Regions from separate parts of the Homo sapiens genome. Here region 2 is linked to region 1. A link is a loop called in an ENCODE intact Hi-C map of the cell type or tissue named here. Cell type or tissue: PC-3. All regions are shown on one strand. Links, peaks and the distances in the headings refer to the core of each region. The heading gives the core; the rest is flanking DNA.

What was found. Peaks named below come from ENCODE experiments on the same cell type or tissue, not always from the same donor. Only the 100,000 strongest peaks of a DNase experiment are listed, where the experiment ranks them.
Region 2: a loop joins it to region 1, with 6 times the contacts of the local background. A loop is called at or near these places in 1 of 110 quality-filtered maps.

What each region holds. Positions count from the first base shown.
Region 1 is chr6:51,025,423-51,033,015 of GRCh38, reverse strand. No RefSeq gene overlaps it. Among named protein-coding and RNA genes, the nearest start is that of TFAP2B, 210 kb to the right of the region's middle. RefSeq lists an enhancer at 7,063-7,593. In PC-3, for the core only: no CTCF peak of the experiment used is centred there; a DNase peak (open chromatin) is centred at 4,545; H3K27ac peaks cover 3,759 bases.
Region 2 is chr6:51,115,275-51,122,867 of GRCh38, reverse strand. No RefSeq gene overlaps it. Among named protein-coding and RNA genes, the nearest start is that of TFAP2B, 300 kb to the right of the region's middle. In PC-3, for the core only: no CTCF peak of the experiment used is centred there; no DNase peak of the experiment used is centred there; H3K27ac peaks cover 1,025 bases.

The sequences.
Region 1 (7,593 bases), core at 1,925-6,924:
GAATCGATATCATGAAAATGGCCATACTGCCCAAGGTAATTTATAAATTCAATGCCATCCCCATCAAGCTACCAATAACTTTCTTCACAGAATTGGAAAAAACTACTTTAAAGTTCATATGGAACCAAAAAAGAGCCCGCATTGCTAAGTCAATCCTAAGCCAAAAGAACAAAGCTGGAGGCATCACGCTACCTGACTTCAAACTATACTACAAGGCTACAGTAACCAAAACAGCATGGTACTGGTACCAAAACGGAGATATAGACCAATGGAACAGAACACAGCCCTCAGAAATAATGCCACATATCTATAACTGTCTGGTGTTTGAGAAACCTGAGAAAAACAAGAAATGGGGAAAGGATTTCCTATTTAATAAATGGTGCTGGGAAAACTGGCTAGCCATATGTAGAAAGCTGAAACTGGATCCCTTCCTTACACCTTATACTAAAATTAATTCAAGATGGATTAAAGATTTAAATGTTAGACCTAAAACCATAAAATCCCTAGAAGAAAACCTAGGCAATACCATTCAGGACATAGGCATGGGCAAGGGCTTCATGTCTAAAACAACAAAAGCAATGGCAACAAAAGCCAAAATTGACAAATGGGATCTAATTAAACTAAAGAGCTTCTGCACAGCAAAATAAACTACCATCAGAGTGAACAGGCAACCTAAAAAATGGGAGAAAATTTTTGCAACCTACTCATCTGACAAAGGGCTAGTATCCAGAATCTACAAAGAACTTAAACAAATTTACAAGAAAAAAACAAACAACCCCATCAACAAGTGGGCGAAGGATATGAACAGACACTTCTCAAAAGAAGACATTTATGCAGCCAAAAAACACATGAAAAAATGCTCATCATTACTGGCCATCAGAGAAATGCAAATCAAAACCACAATGAGATACCATCTCACACCAGTTAGAATGGCAATCACTAAAAAGTCACGAAACAACAGGTGCTGGAGAGGATGTGGAGAAATAGGAACACTTTTACACTGTTGGTGGGACTGTAAACTAGTTCAACCATTGTGGAAGTCAGTGTGGCAATTCCTCAGGGATCTAGAACTAGAAATACCATTTGACCCAGCCATCCCATTACTGGGTATATACCCAAAGGATTATAAATCATGCTGCTATAAGGACACTTGCACACGTATGTTTATTGCAGCAGTATTCACAATAGCAAAGACTTGGAACCAACCCAAATGTCCAACAATGATAGACTGGGTTAAGAAAATGTGACACATATACACCATGGAATACTACACAGCCATAAAAAATGATGAGTTCATGTCCTTTGTAGGGACATGGATGAAGCTGGAAACCATCATTCTCAGCAAACTATCGCAAGGACAAAAAACCAAACACCGCATATTCTCACTCATAGGTGGGAATTGAACAATGAGAACACATGGACACAGGAAAGGGAACATCACACCCAGGGGCCTGTTGTGGGGTGGGGGGAGGGGGGAGGGATAGCATTAGGAGATATACCTAATGTTAAAAGACAAGTTAATGGGTGCAGCACACCAACATGGCACATGTATACATATGTAACAAACCTGCACATTGTGCATATGTACCCTAAAACTTAAAGTATAATAAAAAAAAAAAAAGAAAAAAAAATAAGAAATCCTGAAAGTGCCAAGAAGACAGTGGAAAGTGTCCGGCTCATGTTAATTAAAGAATCAACAGAGAAAAAAAATTAAAAAATACAAAGAATTTAAGCTCGGAGTCAGACAGATCCGATTTGAATTCCAGCTCTGCCGCAAAATAACTGTGCATCCCTGGGCAGGTTACTTAACCTCCTCAAGTCTTAACTTCCTCATCAGTAAACTGGAGAGAATAGTAACTATTTAATGGAGTTGTTGTATGGATTAAATGATGTAAAGCATGTGAAATGGTACTCCTGCCATTTGTGATGCATCCTCTGAATGTTAGTTTATTAGAAGTTTCGTGGAATGAAATATTAACTGAGGCTTTCCTACTAAGAGCTTTCATTCTAAAAGGGAGAATGAGGAATACAAAAATTAAACAATACGTACAATGAGGTAGCATGAAATAAATAAAGTTTATGCAAAATGCTTTTGGAGAATAGAGGAAGGAGCAATAAATTCTCTCATGAGGAAACATTTCAGTGATTATATGATTTTGGGAAGACTTATTTCAGTTAGTTTGTTAAAACAATGTCTTAATAATAAACAATAAAACAATAAGTCTTAATAGTTTGTTAAAAAATAAGTTTTAGAAAGTTTAATAAGTTTAGAAAGTTTGTTAAAAAATAAGTTTTAGAAAACTTATTTTAGAAGTAGTTCTAGCTGTGGGATTAATTTTATTTTTTAAAAAAAAAGAAATTCCAGGAAAATCCCTGATAGAATTTTCAAAAAGAACAATCCAAAACTTTCCCTTCCTTAATTCTTCTCCAGTGCTTTTTCACTCTCAAGAGAAAAGGTGAAAATTACCTTCCAGGTGCCAGAACAAATGAGCCAACATCTCTCTGAAAGAAGGCAGCATGTGTCTCAGTGAATGAGGCTCAGATGCCCACTTGGAATTCTCAGTCTTGCCTGCCCTTACTTCAAAGGGAGCTAACCTGCTGACATGTTCTTATTTGGTCCCAGAATTGTAAATATGCATGGAGGAGAATGAGATTCCATTATATAACCTCTACGTGACCTTCTGATTTCTGTTATTGTTTTCCTAGGGTAAAAAGATGATAAACAAATAATGCTAAATAAAGTTATCTACAATGTTCATGCATTCTACCTGCTGTTACAGAATGAACCTGTTGCTTTGTCATGGTGTTATGAAATTAAAAAGGAATAGCTACTTGACTTTGAGGAGACAAATTACTTCTTTAAAACCTCAAAGTAAATATTCCTACAATGAAAGGGAAAAAATATGTATTCCTAGTTGATTAACAATTGAGTCAATACACTGATATTGATTTTGATTTAATTAGATGTATGTTTTTCTTCTTACTTTAGAACATATATCAATGGAAAATATCCATCTTTGTTAACAATTAATTACAAGCTAAAGAAACCTTACAGTATTTTAAAAAAATGTAACAGATGAGAAAACCTTATATAATGCCCAACATTCAGTGCTGGTGAGGTTAAGCTGAATTTGGAATTCTCATTTTCTTTTGGTGGCATGGTGCCACAGTTTTGGAAAAGAAAATAGCCAAATACAGGACGTGAGATAAAGATTATTATCTCCCTTAGCTCTGTAAACTCTTTCTCAAGAATTTACACTCTGGAAAAGTTTCAACATAACCAAAATGTTTTAAGAGTGAGCATAGCAGAATATTTATAATAGCACAAAGGAATTGGAAACAATATGAAAGTTCATGATAGGAAAATAATATGACAAAATTTTGAACTATTGTGATATCAAAAAGTCATTAAAAAGATATTCAAACTATGTGGACATGTGGAAAATCAAACAATAAAGTGGTATGCACACATTAGTTACAATTACATAAAATACACATATATGTACTCAAGGGCTAATAAGTTATATGGAAAAATGAAAATAAATGTTATGATTATGAGATCATAGACATTTTTTCTTTTTTTGAATTTTTTAGTGCTACAACATAATTTTTCAAAAGTAAGTGATCCATGTACGAACCAAGAGAAAACTTTACTCTTAAATATCTTCTAACATATTCTTATGGGAACTTTATTCTAATCAACTTACCCATTTCTTATTTTTATTTATTGTGTTTATTTTTATTCTCCCCATTTTAGTTGTTTGAGAAAATGAGTCATTGATTAAACATGCAAGAATTTTATTAAGGAAAATACATGTGCAAAAGGAAATGGGGAAAGAGTTGGAAAGGGTCAGGGAAATCATCAGAACTTGAGGGGAGGAACAGCAGAGATGGCTGGTGGAAGCAATGTAGACCCTCCTGCCCATGGTCTCAGAAAGATTGGCCAAAACCCTAGGCAAGTGATTCAGGCAGTTATTTGACAAAGAAATCCCAGTGTCTTCCTGAAACCTTAGCATCCTGCAGCATGCAGTCTTTGGCAGGGAGCAGCCTGTGCAAGGTGAGGCCTCACAGCACACATGGCACAGAAATTTAAAATTCAGCTTCAGCAGCCATTGGTCAATTACCACCTTCTATTAGGAGGTCTGACAGGTATATTCTCCAAGCTGCCATGGTACCCAAATATGATAGAAAGAAAGTCACCCATACAACAATACTTGAATATCAGTCTGTCTGTCCTGAATGTTTCATAATAACTAGAGTGACAATAAACTGCTAGAAGAAAAAATTTAAAAGCATTTAATGTCAAGAGATGATAGTGCAAATTAAAAACAATTTGGGACCATTTAAAGGGCCATCCTTCTTTTCCTTGACCTTAATGAGCCACAGCTACATTAATACTGGCAAGCAGATGCTATGTGGCCCATACTAAGTTATTAGTTAAATCAAATATCTGCCTGTATGTTCTAACTGAAATGTTGTACAAATTAGTGAGCCATAATATTTAAACTATGAGTCACACATTCCTTCCATAAGGTTTACCCAAAGACCTTGGACACTGGTCCCAAGTAGTCCATTATTCAGCTTCTGGTTCTAAAACTTACTTGTTGAATGGTTTTAGAGGAGGAATATGAGTCTTTCAGCCTCAACATTTACATAAAAACTGGAATGATTATACTTCCTTCATATTCATCATTACGATAATTAATAAGATAACATATGTGAAACACTTATGTATTCATCTATTTTGCATTGTTATAAAGGAACACTTGAGACTGGGTAATTTATAAAGAAAAAAATATTTATTTTGGCTCACAGTTCTGCAGACTGTATAAGAGGTATAGTGCTGGTATCTGCTTCTGGTGAGGGCCCCAGGAAGCTTACAATCTGGGTGGAGGGTGAAGGGGGAGCAAGTGTGTCACATGAGGAGAAAGGGAGCAATAGAGAGGAAAGGATGTGCCAGGCTCTTTTAAACAACCAGCTCTCTAAATAATGAGAACACATGGACAGAAAGAGGGGAACACTTGACACTAGGGCCTACTTGAAGGAGAGTGGGAAGAAGGAGAGGTTCAGAAAAAGAAAACTCAGATACTATGCTTAGTACCTGGATGATGAAATAATTTATATACCACTCCGCTGAGTCACGAGTTCACCCATATAACAAACTGCGCATGTGCCCCTGACCCTAAAATAAAAGTTAAACTATTCTTTTAAACAAAAAAATGAATAAACAACCAGCTCTTGTGTGAATTAATGGAGCCAGAACTCACTCATTACCCCCTGGGAAGGCACCAAGGCATTCATGAGGGATCTGCCCCCAGTATTCAAACACCTCCCACCAGGCCCCATCTCCAACACTGGGGATCACATTTCAACATGAGAATTGGAGGGGACAAACATGAAAAAATATCAACTTAGAACCATACTTAACATATATTGGTAATCAACAAATTTTAATTCTCTTCCCCTACACAGACACACATACACACACACACACACACGCACACACACACATACACACACACACACACAGAGAGAGAGAGAGAGAGAGAGAGAGAGAGAGGCTTTTATCAGGGCAAGTGGCTCTTGGGTTTATCATGTTTTCCAGGACAAATCCAGCCTCCTCAGATTTTTTTCTATGGTCATACATCTTCAAAAACCACTTTTCTCCCATTTTACCCAGCCCAACTTTCCTATCCAATCAAACTCGTCCCCCCAGGGTCTCCCAAACATACCATGTTTAGTCTCAACAGCAAATATTGCATCTTCTGACCCTCTTCTCCCTTCCTCTCTATTTTTTAAACTTGTATTCACATCTTACCTTTTCACAGACCCACTCATCTCCCATTTCAGTGAGCTTCTACAGTACTTATTAACATACTGTTCATCTTGGGAGTAAAAAATATATGCTTATCTTACCACCTTCTGCCATTCTTTATCCTCCCAGGTAACTAGGAAGATATACATTAAACCCATAGTAAATTATGAATTAATTTTTGCTTAATAAATAGATAATCCCTATATGTCAGCTGACTATTGACATAGCGCTTTATGTTGTGATATATTTGTAAATCTATACACATTACAACGATTTAAATGTAAGAAAAAAATTAATTTGTACTTTATATAATCAGCTTACCTGGTTCAGAGGCACATGTATGAACAGTGACAATCAGAAGTGATCTCCAAAATAATAGTATTATTAGCTACAGTATGACTACAATGTCATCGTAAATTTAGAAATTAATACAACACTTATAAATGCACAAATGAATAAATTTGCTTCCACATGTGTTCAGTGGGACATAAGAAATACAGATCTGATGACCACTGATCTAAGGCATCTCATACTAGAGCTTTATCCCAGAACCCAGTAAGGGTCCGTTTAACCTTTAGACACTTTAAAAATAATATCTGAAAATCATCAAACGTTACTTTAGCACACACTCATATCCAATTAGGACCCATCAAGATCCCACATAAAAACACATAGTCTAGACCCAGCACCAGTTTATATGCTTCTAAGTTCAAATGGGCACTATCTAAAAGTCCTGTACATTTAGAATAACATAATTCCCAGGATAATCTATATTAATGTACAGAGAATAAATAATACAGCAGGAGAAAAAGTCCACTGGCAAAATTTCTATCAATCAATAAATATGTGTTGAAATGGAGACATGATGAGATACGATGTGGCATGACATGGCAGGACATTTTGTTTCAGGTGTCCATTGCAAGGGTCCTATAGCTGAGGGAGAATGTGGAACACGAGGCAAACCCCAGAGAGAAGAGACTTTACCTTTTTAACTTAGGATTTACACTATGTGTCTTACATAACCTGGTATGATAAAGGAAAATGTGTTTCCATCAATCAGAGAAGGCAGCAATGAAGAAGAAAGAGGAGGTGAATAATTGGCAAGCTGGGGTGTAATGATGGCACTGGAAAGCTATGAAGTCAAGAATGGAGTACGTCTGCCTAAGACAAGTACCTCTGGGGGAAGGGGGAATCATGGTCCTAGGAAAAGAGCTGGACACGAGAGCTTGGGGCTACATTTTGGAAAATCTTCAAACTGCTAGTAAAAAGAATATTACATTTACCAGTGGGGCCTTTATAAACATGAAAAGTAGTGTTTGTATAATGCTTTAAATTCCTTAGGGAAAGGTGTTATGTAGACACAAATAGGCAAACTATGAAATCAAAATCCAACATTTCTGAGGGAGTTGTCTTTGTGGAAGCAGAAATACTTTCCCTGCCCCGCTAGTTTTCTTTCAGAATCAATTTCACTTGCCCTAAAATTTCAAAAAGAGAACAGCCCACGATATTGAACGCCCCTGCAGGTCAGCCGTCTTTTCTCCAACAGTCATATCTGGCAAAGTGAAGGAGAAGTGGGAAACGCAGGAGCTGTTTTATAAGGATGAGTTTTTAGCAGTACAGCGTGGAGGATCAGTACAGGAAAGTCTCTCCTTTGGCCATTCTGTTTCACTTTCCGCAGGGGAACTATTTTCTTCATCATTTATCCCAACTGACAAGTACAAGCATTTTGGGCCCTAACTGAATGTGAACATTGTCAAAAGGAATTGGGCTAACAGGAG
Region 2 (7,593 bases), core at 1,349-6,348, 90 kb before region 1:
ACTTCCCTTCTCGCTTCATTTCATTCATTTGATCTTCCATCACTGATACCCTTTCTTCCAGTTGATCGCATCGGCTCCTGAGGCTTCTGCATTCTTCACGTAGTTCTTGAGCCTTGACTTTCAGCTCCATCAGGTCCTTTAGGGACTTCTCTGTATTGGTTATTCTAGTTGTAGATTCACCTAAGTTTTTTTCAAGTTTTTAACTTCTTTGCCTTTGGTTTGAATTTCCTCCTGTAGCTCGGAGTAGTTTGATCATCTGAAGACTTCTCTCAACTCGTCAAAGTCATTCTCTGTCCTGCTTTGTTCCATTGCTGGTGAGGCACTGGATTCCTTTGGAGGAGGAGAGGTGCTCTGCTTTTTAGAGTTTTCAGTTTTTCTGCTCTGTTTTTTCGCCATCTTTGTGGTTTTATCTACTTTTGGTCTTTGATGATGGTGATGTACAGATGGGTTTTTGGTGTGGATGTCCTTTCTGTTTGTTAGTTTTCCTTCTAACAGACAGGACCCTCAGCTGCAGGTCTGTGGGAGTTTGCTAGAGGTTCACTCCAGACCCTGTTTGCCTGGGTAACAGCAGCGGTGGCTGCAGAACAGCGGATTTTCGTGAACCGTGAATGCTGCTGTCTGATCGTTCCTCTGGAAGTTTTGTCTCAGAGGAGTACCCAGCCGTGTGAGGTGTCAGTCTGCCCATACTGGGGGGTGCCTCCCAGTTAGGCTGCTCAGGTGTCAGGGGTCAGGGACCCACTTGAGGAGGCAGTCTGCCCATTCTCAGATCTCCAGCTGCGGGCTGGGAGAACCACTGCTCTCTTCAAAGCTATCAGACAGGAACATTTAAGTCTGCAGAGGTTACTGCTGTCTTTTTGTTTGTCTGTGCCCTGCCCCCAGAGGTGGAGCCTACAGAGGCAGGCAGGCCTCCTTGAGCCGTGGTGGGCTCCACCCAGTTGTAGCTTCCCAGCTGCTTTGTTATCTAAACATGCCTGGGCAATGGCGGGCGCCCCTCCCCCTGCCTCGCTGCCGCCTTGCAGTTTGATCTCAGACTGCTGTGTTAGCAATCAGCGAGACTCCGTGGGTGTAGGACCCTCCGAGCCAGGTGCGGGATATCATCTCCTGGTGCGCCGTTTTTTAAGACCCTCAGAAAAGTGCAGTATTCGGGTGGGAGTGACCCGATTTTCCAGGTGCCGTCTGTCACCCCTTTCTTTGACTAGGAAAGGGAACTCCCTGACCCCTTGTGCTTCCCGAGTGAGGCTATGCCTCGCCCTGCTTCGGCTCTCGCATGGTGTGCTGCACCCACTGTCCTGTGCCCACTGTCTGGCACTCCCTAGTGAGATGAACCTGGTACCTCAGATGGAAATGCAGAAATCACCGGTCTTCTGCGTCACTCACGCTGGGAGCTGTAGACCGGAGCTGTTCCTATTCAGCCATCTTGGCTGCCCTCTCCTAGTCATGATATTTCTACCCAAGTGTTCCACTCAGGACTTATAAGCACTAGATTGAATTATCTGAGAGCTAATTATGAGGTTGGAACTCAATGAAACCACTCAATGGTGTGCGGGCAAATGTTTAATAATCAGCTTTTTTTTTGAGCCAGGGTCTCACTTTGTCACCCACGCTGAAGTGCAGTGGCTCGATCTCGATCTCGGCTCACTGCAACCTCCGCCTCCCAGGTTCAAGCAATTCTCCTGTCTCAGCCTCCCAAGTAGCTGGGATTACAGGCGTGAGCCACTGTGACCAGCAATAACCCGCTGTTTTTTGAGGAGCCCTAATTTGTAGTACTTGCTGATTTCCATTGGGTGAAAACTCAATTGACTGCCATAGTCAATTTCAAGATAAACTTTCACAGAATGTAAAGATGGCAAAAGATGTGCTCAGTATGTTCTTGCAAGCCATTATGCACTGGTCCAGCACACCACTGAATTCACTCTCAACCAACCAACACACACACACCCACATGCACACACACACTCCCATCAGAGTCTCTTAAGTGTTGTAAACTTTGGTCTGTAGTCTATTTTTTACAAGTACCACAGATAAGTTTGATGCACACAAAAGTGTGAGAACCATTTCATAGAGTTAGCAATATTGACTGAAGTTGGTAGGCCTAGAGCCAAGGAAGAATTTTTCATCAGAACTGAAAATCACACGCTAACTGAGAATCCCGGAGGCAGGCAAGAAGGGCTGGAAATCAGGAAACAACAATGTAACATGTAAGAACCACGGAACCACAGAAGTAACCTCATCCAAAGCCCTCATTTTATAAGGAGCTCCCCTCCCAGAGAGAAAAAGAGACCCCTCTTTGACTGATAACCATTCCAGCAGCAAATCTCTCCTCAAGTATCCTTCCTAACTACGTGTTCCAAGCTGTCAATAACTCAATGTGTGCATGGAACCACTTAATCTCTCTAGACATACATTTTCTTCCTAAGGTAAAGGGAGAATGAGTCTTTGCCTTGCTTATATCACAGAATTGTTGTAATACAATATTGTATGTAAAAGATCTTTGAAAAGAATATATTGTGGAAATTTCAGATGGCATCATTACCTGATAAAAAGTACTTAGATCAAAAATCCTATCAAAGTCCAACCTAGGGGCCTCTAGGCTCAGCACAAAAAGTACCGCTCAGTCCTGTTAGCCTTTGGGGCTCAGGCTGACTCACCACAAGCTTGGAATCCTGGCTTTCTGCCTGCGTATATATTTATGCATCAAGAATTATACATACTTGGTACCTGGGTGCTCATCTCCAGAGGATGCCAGTTTGCTTGAATGCCAAAATTAAAGTCTCAGGGTGGTCTTTAGTCTCCTGGGATAAACTGAGCGATCAGAAGATAAACTACAGACAATGTTTTGATTCTTGACCAAATCCAGACATTTCAGCTTTGGAAATGCGCCCATCTACCCAGCATGTGTCAGAACAAAGAAACAGCAAATAGAAATGAGAAGGGCATTTGAAACAGATTCCCACACCTGCAACCTTATGGCACCTAGAGAGATAGTTTATTTTACTGACTAATTAAAATCCACCAATTGAGTATGAATACAGATTTTCTCTCTATTGTCATACCAGAAAGTCTGCAGGCACAGACCAAGGGCTGTGCTAAAGGCTCTGGCCTGCATTTTTATATTTATTCTCTGTAACAGCCCTGTAGGTGGTCCTCCCAGTTGGCAAACATAACAATACTAATTTACCTTTATTCATCATTTACTTGGTACTTTTTTCATTTACTTGGAAGACTGACGTAGGTGCTATATGTGTGATTACTTAATCCTCACAAATGCCCTATTAGATTGTTACACTCATGGCCCCCATTTGAAGTATCAGGCAACTGAAGCTCAGAGAGTGTAAGTAACTTATCCTATTGTATAAGTAAGCAAATTATACAATTAGCAAGTGATGGAATTGGTGCTGAATCTGAAGTCTCAGTGACTCCAAAGCCAGCACTCCTAGCCCCTGCACCAGAAAAATGTGGGCATTTGAAGTGTCCTACATCAACATCATCTTCTCCTCTTGATTCAGGAATGGGAGCACAAATAGGTGAGTCAGAAAGTTGCCTCACCAACTCAGTTCCTGGGTAGAAGCAGCACAGACAGAACCAGACTCTACACAACATCAGGGAGTATGGTTGAACTATTTTCTCAGCTCCTAAATTGAAAGCATCTCCTTTCCTTATGTGTCTGGCAATGGAACCAAAGGGAAGTAGGAGAAGTGGCCTGTGGAACCAACTGTTCCTCTGTATCCACAGGCCATACCCTCACTCCTCCTGGAATGAGTCAACGGCAGGGTCTGCTGAAAGTCTTGGCAAATAGATGCATGCTGAAGTATAGACAAATACATAAGGAAGCCATTTATGGAAACATAACTGACACAGTGATTTAGGTTTTCAAATGAATTTCTGATGTTTATCTTTATGAGGCTGTTAGCACACTGTAAACATTACTTTTGATATAATCTCCCATATATTGCAACTGGGTGATGGCTGAATTCTAAGTTACAATGAAAGTATTGTGCAGAGTGGCATTTGATCCAGGAGATAATAGCAATGCTAACTGCTGCGTTCAGGTGGAGCGTAATTAATAAATTAACTAGGAAATAGAATCACAGCTTTTTTTCTCAAAAAAGACACAACAGAATCTGACTCAAGCAAACCATGAACAGGTGAACTACCTCAGCATATGTTTAAAAAATTCACTCAACATTAACATGCTTGAGTAACAGCTTGAACAAAATAAGCTGGTTTCCTTCCACCATATTTGTTCTGAGCCACAAGCACACTAGGTTGGTTGGTTGGTTTGCTTGTTTTTGTTTGTTTTTTTTTTTTAACTGCTGATTTCACTGTTTAATAATACTTCTTCACCAGGATTATTAAACCTACCAACTAGAATTTGATGTCAGTTTCAGATGCTAGGGAGAATTGAAAGAAAATAAGTTCTTCTGCTTAGAGATACCCTATGCATTTGCAAACACAGGAGCCAAGGGCCCTCCTGGGTGTGGATGCATGATAAAGCTACTCAGCCCTAAGAGATGGTTAAAGGGTTGAGCTCTGAGCACTGAGATGCAAGGACGGAACTGTATCTCATCAGGCTCCAGGGTTTCTTGTCCTAGAGTCACTAAATACACATACTTCAACCTTTCAAAGGTGCAGAGGGGAACTGAGATGAGGAAGAAACGGTTATGATTTTGCTTCCCCTACAACCTATCTGTGAGAAAGGAGGAATCTTAACATTTCCTACAGTGAATAGTTCAACAATTCAGGGCTTTGGAAACTGCATTTGCTAAGTTTTTAATCCCACCTATGGTACGAAATAGCCATGTGATCCTAGGCAAACCACTTAACCACTCCGTGTCTCATGTGATGCCTTTGTTAAGTGGGAATGCCAATGCCTCCACAAACTGCCCCCTTGTGGGATATGTAAATATGAAGTAAGAGGTGGGTAGAAGGAGGTTCTGGAACTGCAAGAGTGCTGAATGCAAACTTCCATGATTTCTGCCCCTAAAACCAATTCTACTTCATTTGTTCGTCATCTCCAAAGTCAGCAACTGTGGGAATTGGGGAGAAATAAGGCAGGGCTCCCCACCTACCATGTTCTTACCCAGCATCCCCAGACACTTTGCAGCCAGACTAATTCCCTTTCGGTGTAAATTGCAGGAAAACTTCACAGACTTGCATTTATATTTTTATTTCACGATATTTTTATAACACCCTTGGGGCTCACTCCTTCCTGAATCTAGAATGATTGAAAGCAAACTAGGTTTAGAATGAGATTACCACTAATTAATTCCACCTCAATCTTAAACTTTATCATCCATAACCTCTCCAGCCACCACCCTCTAGTTCCCTGGATAAAAAAAGAGCTAGCCAGCTTCAACTTGGGTATGGGAAAAAAGTTTCAATAAACTAACTTGCTGAAGTTTGAGTTGGGGAAGGTTTAAAGATCCCCTCCTCATAAGTGGCCTCAACATGATAAAAACCCTCTACTGTTGCTAAAACCTCCTTGCCTTTGCAATTAGATAGCAGTTGCTCCACCACATAGCGTTCTAAGAATGTCTTTGAGGGAAGACCTATCACACAAATAAACTTGCTTTCTGGGATTCTAGGGAGTGCAAAGTGCTGGAATGTGCTGGTGGCTGGCTTAGAAATTAGAAGAAAACATTTGGAGATGAGAAGGAGGGTTGAGCTGAACTTTTTAAGCTGAGGGGGTGAGCAGAAAGGGCCCAGGGTCCATCCTGTCTGGTGAGCAGTCAATGCACAGCAGGCCTGCTTGCAGGCCAAGAGGGGTTGGAAAGCTCTAATTAGATTAGCAATGTTTTGCTAGAAGGCAGAAAGCTTAAAACATTAACTTTTTAAACAAGTACATCAGTTCTGAGTAAACATTATTCTTTTATTTAGTCGTATGGTCTGAGTCAGCCTATTTCCAGGACAGTGGTAATGCATGCGTTTGATTCTTGAATGCAAATATGCTTTCAATTTTACTATGCAAATTCCCTGATTTTGGTATACTTCTCGGGGGCTTGCAGCTGGCTATGTGCTGCTCTCTTCTCTCCTGCTTGATGGGCTGTGTTCCTGCCAGGCACTGTCAGACAGCCAGTGGCAGCCCTTGGTAGTCCTGCTGGAGCTCCCAAGCTGCTTGGCCCTGTGGGTTCAGTGACATTTTACTGTTTGTGGGGTAAAGCCCACATTTTGCACCAAGTTCATAAAATTCATCCGATTTTTATTTTCATATGTAACAGCGTCATGAATCTTTTTTGAAAGTAGCCATCAAAGTAGCCGTCAGAAGCAACAGGACCTAGAAAGGTTACTTAAATCCACACAGATCTGAGTCAAATTCTGAGACCGTCAGGCTTCCACATTGATCAAATATGACAATTTCATAACTCCCTAGTTTGTTGTGAGAATTAACTAAGACCACATATAAAGGGCCCAGTTCAGTGACTGACCTATCGCACACATAGCCCATGCTAGTTAGTTGCCCCAACTCCTCTTACTTCCTGGTCCTCTGAGATTCAGGTGAGAAGCAGGAAATAGAGGCAAGCCAAGTGTATTAATCCACCATCTCTCCTTAATGGGAATGAGAAGCTGTGAGACTACGTGGGGCCTTAAATGTCCCATTCCCAGCATCATCCCCCATTAATCCAAACTAACACACATCCAATAGTCCAGCCACACTCACCTATTCACAGTTACTTCCAGGCCTCCACACATCCTGTTCCTTCTGTCCTCTATTTGCTTCCCATCTTTTTTGTATAACACAAAGTTCTACAGAGCTTTAATCCCCAATTTCAGTGTCACCTTCTTGATGACATCTGCCCTGCTTGCTTACTCCTCTTCCCAGGCAGAGTCACTCACCACATACACAAACCTGTCCATGCACTTAGCAGAGTGTAGGAGTCATGCTTACCCTTTAGCCAAGTGTAGTGTTGTTGAGTATTCACTTCTGTCTGGGTCTTACAAGACTAGGGGTTCCTCAATGGCAGGAGTTTATATTTGAATCCCTAGAATCCAATGCAGTACAGCATACATTCCATACTAAACAAATATATATTGAATGAATACATGAATGAATGTCATAACTGGCAGCTCTCTAAATGAAGGGAGGGAAAGGTCATGAAAGAAATGAAAGAAAATCAGTCCCGCAAAATGTTCCCTAACTTTTCTCTAAAGCATTTCAAGATCTTTCTGAGCACTCAGCCCCAAACTACTGCGGAGGAAGGTAGTATCCCAGGCACTGCTCAGGAGTTCTCTCAACAGCAGAGACAATGGCTGCAGCCATGTGGGCTCCTGAGCTGCCCCTGCCACTCAGTTTTATGCTCCATCCCCCCATAGTATCCTGAAAATAAAGAGGAATGCTGCTTTGCCAGCAGCCACAGAAGTCACTGGTTTCAGGTGAGTGATTCTAAGTAAGCTGCGGCCAATAAAACAGAGAAAACAAAAAGGAGATGAAGACTTTTTACTCCTGCAGCCTCAGAGGTAAGCCTGGTTCACATCCTTGTGAGGAAAACAGAAAGAATAGGGGAAAAATGAATTGTTTTTGCTGGGTCATCCTGTCCCACCTTGAGTATGGCTATCCCAGGTCTCAACTATCACTGAGCCACACATAATGGTGAT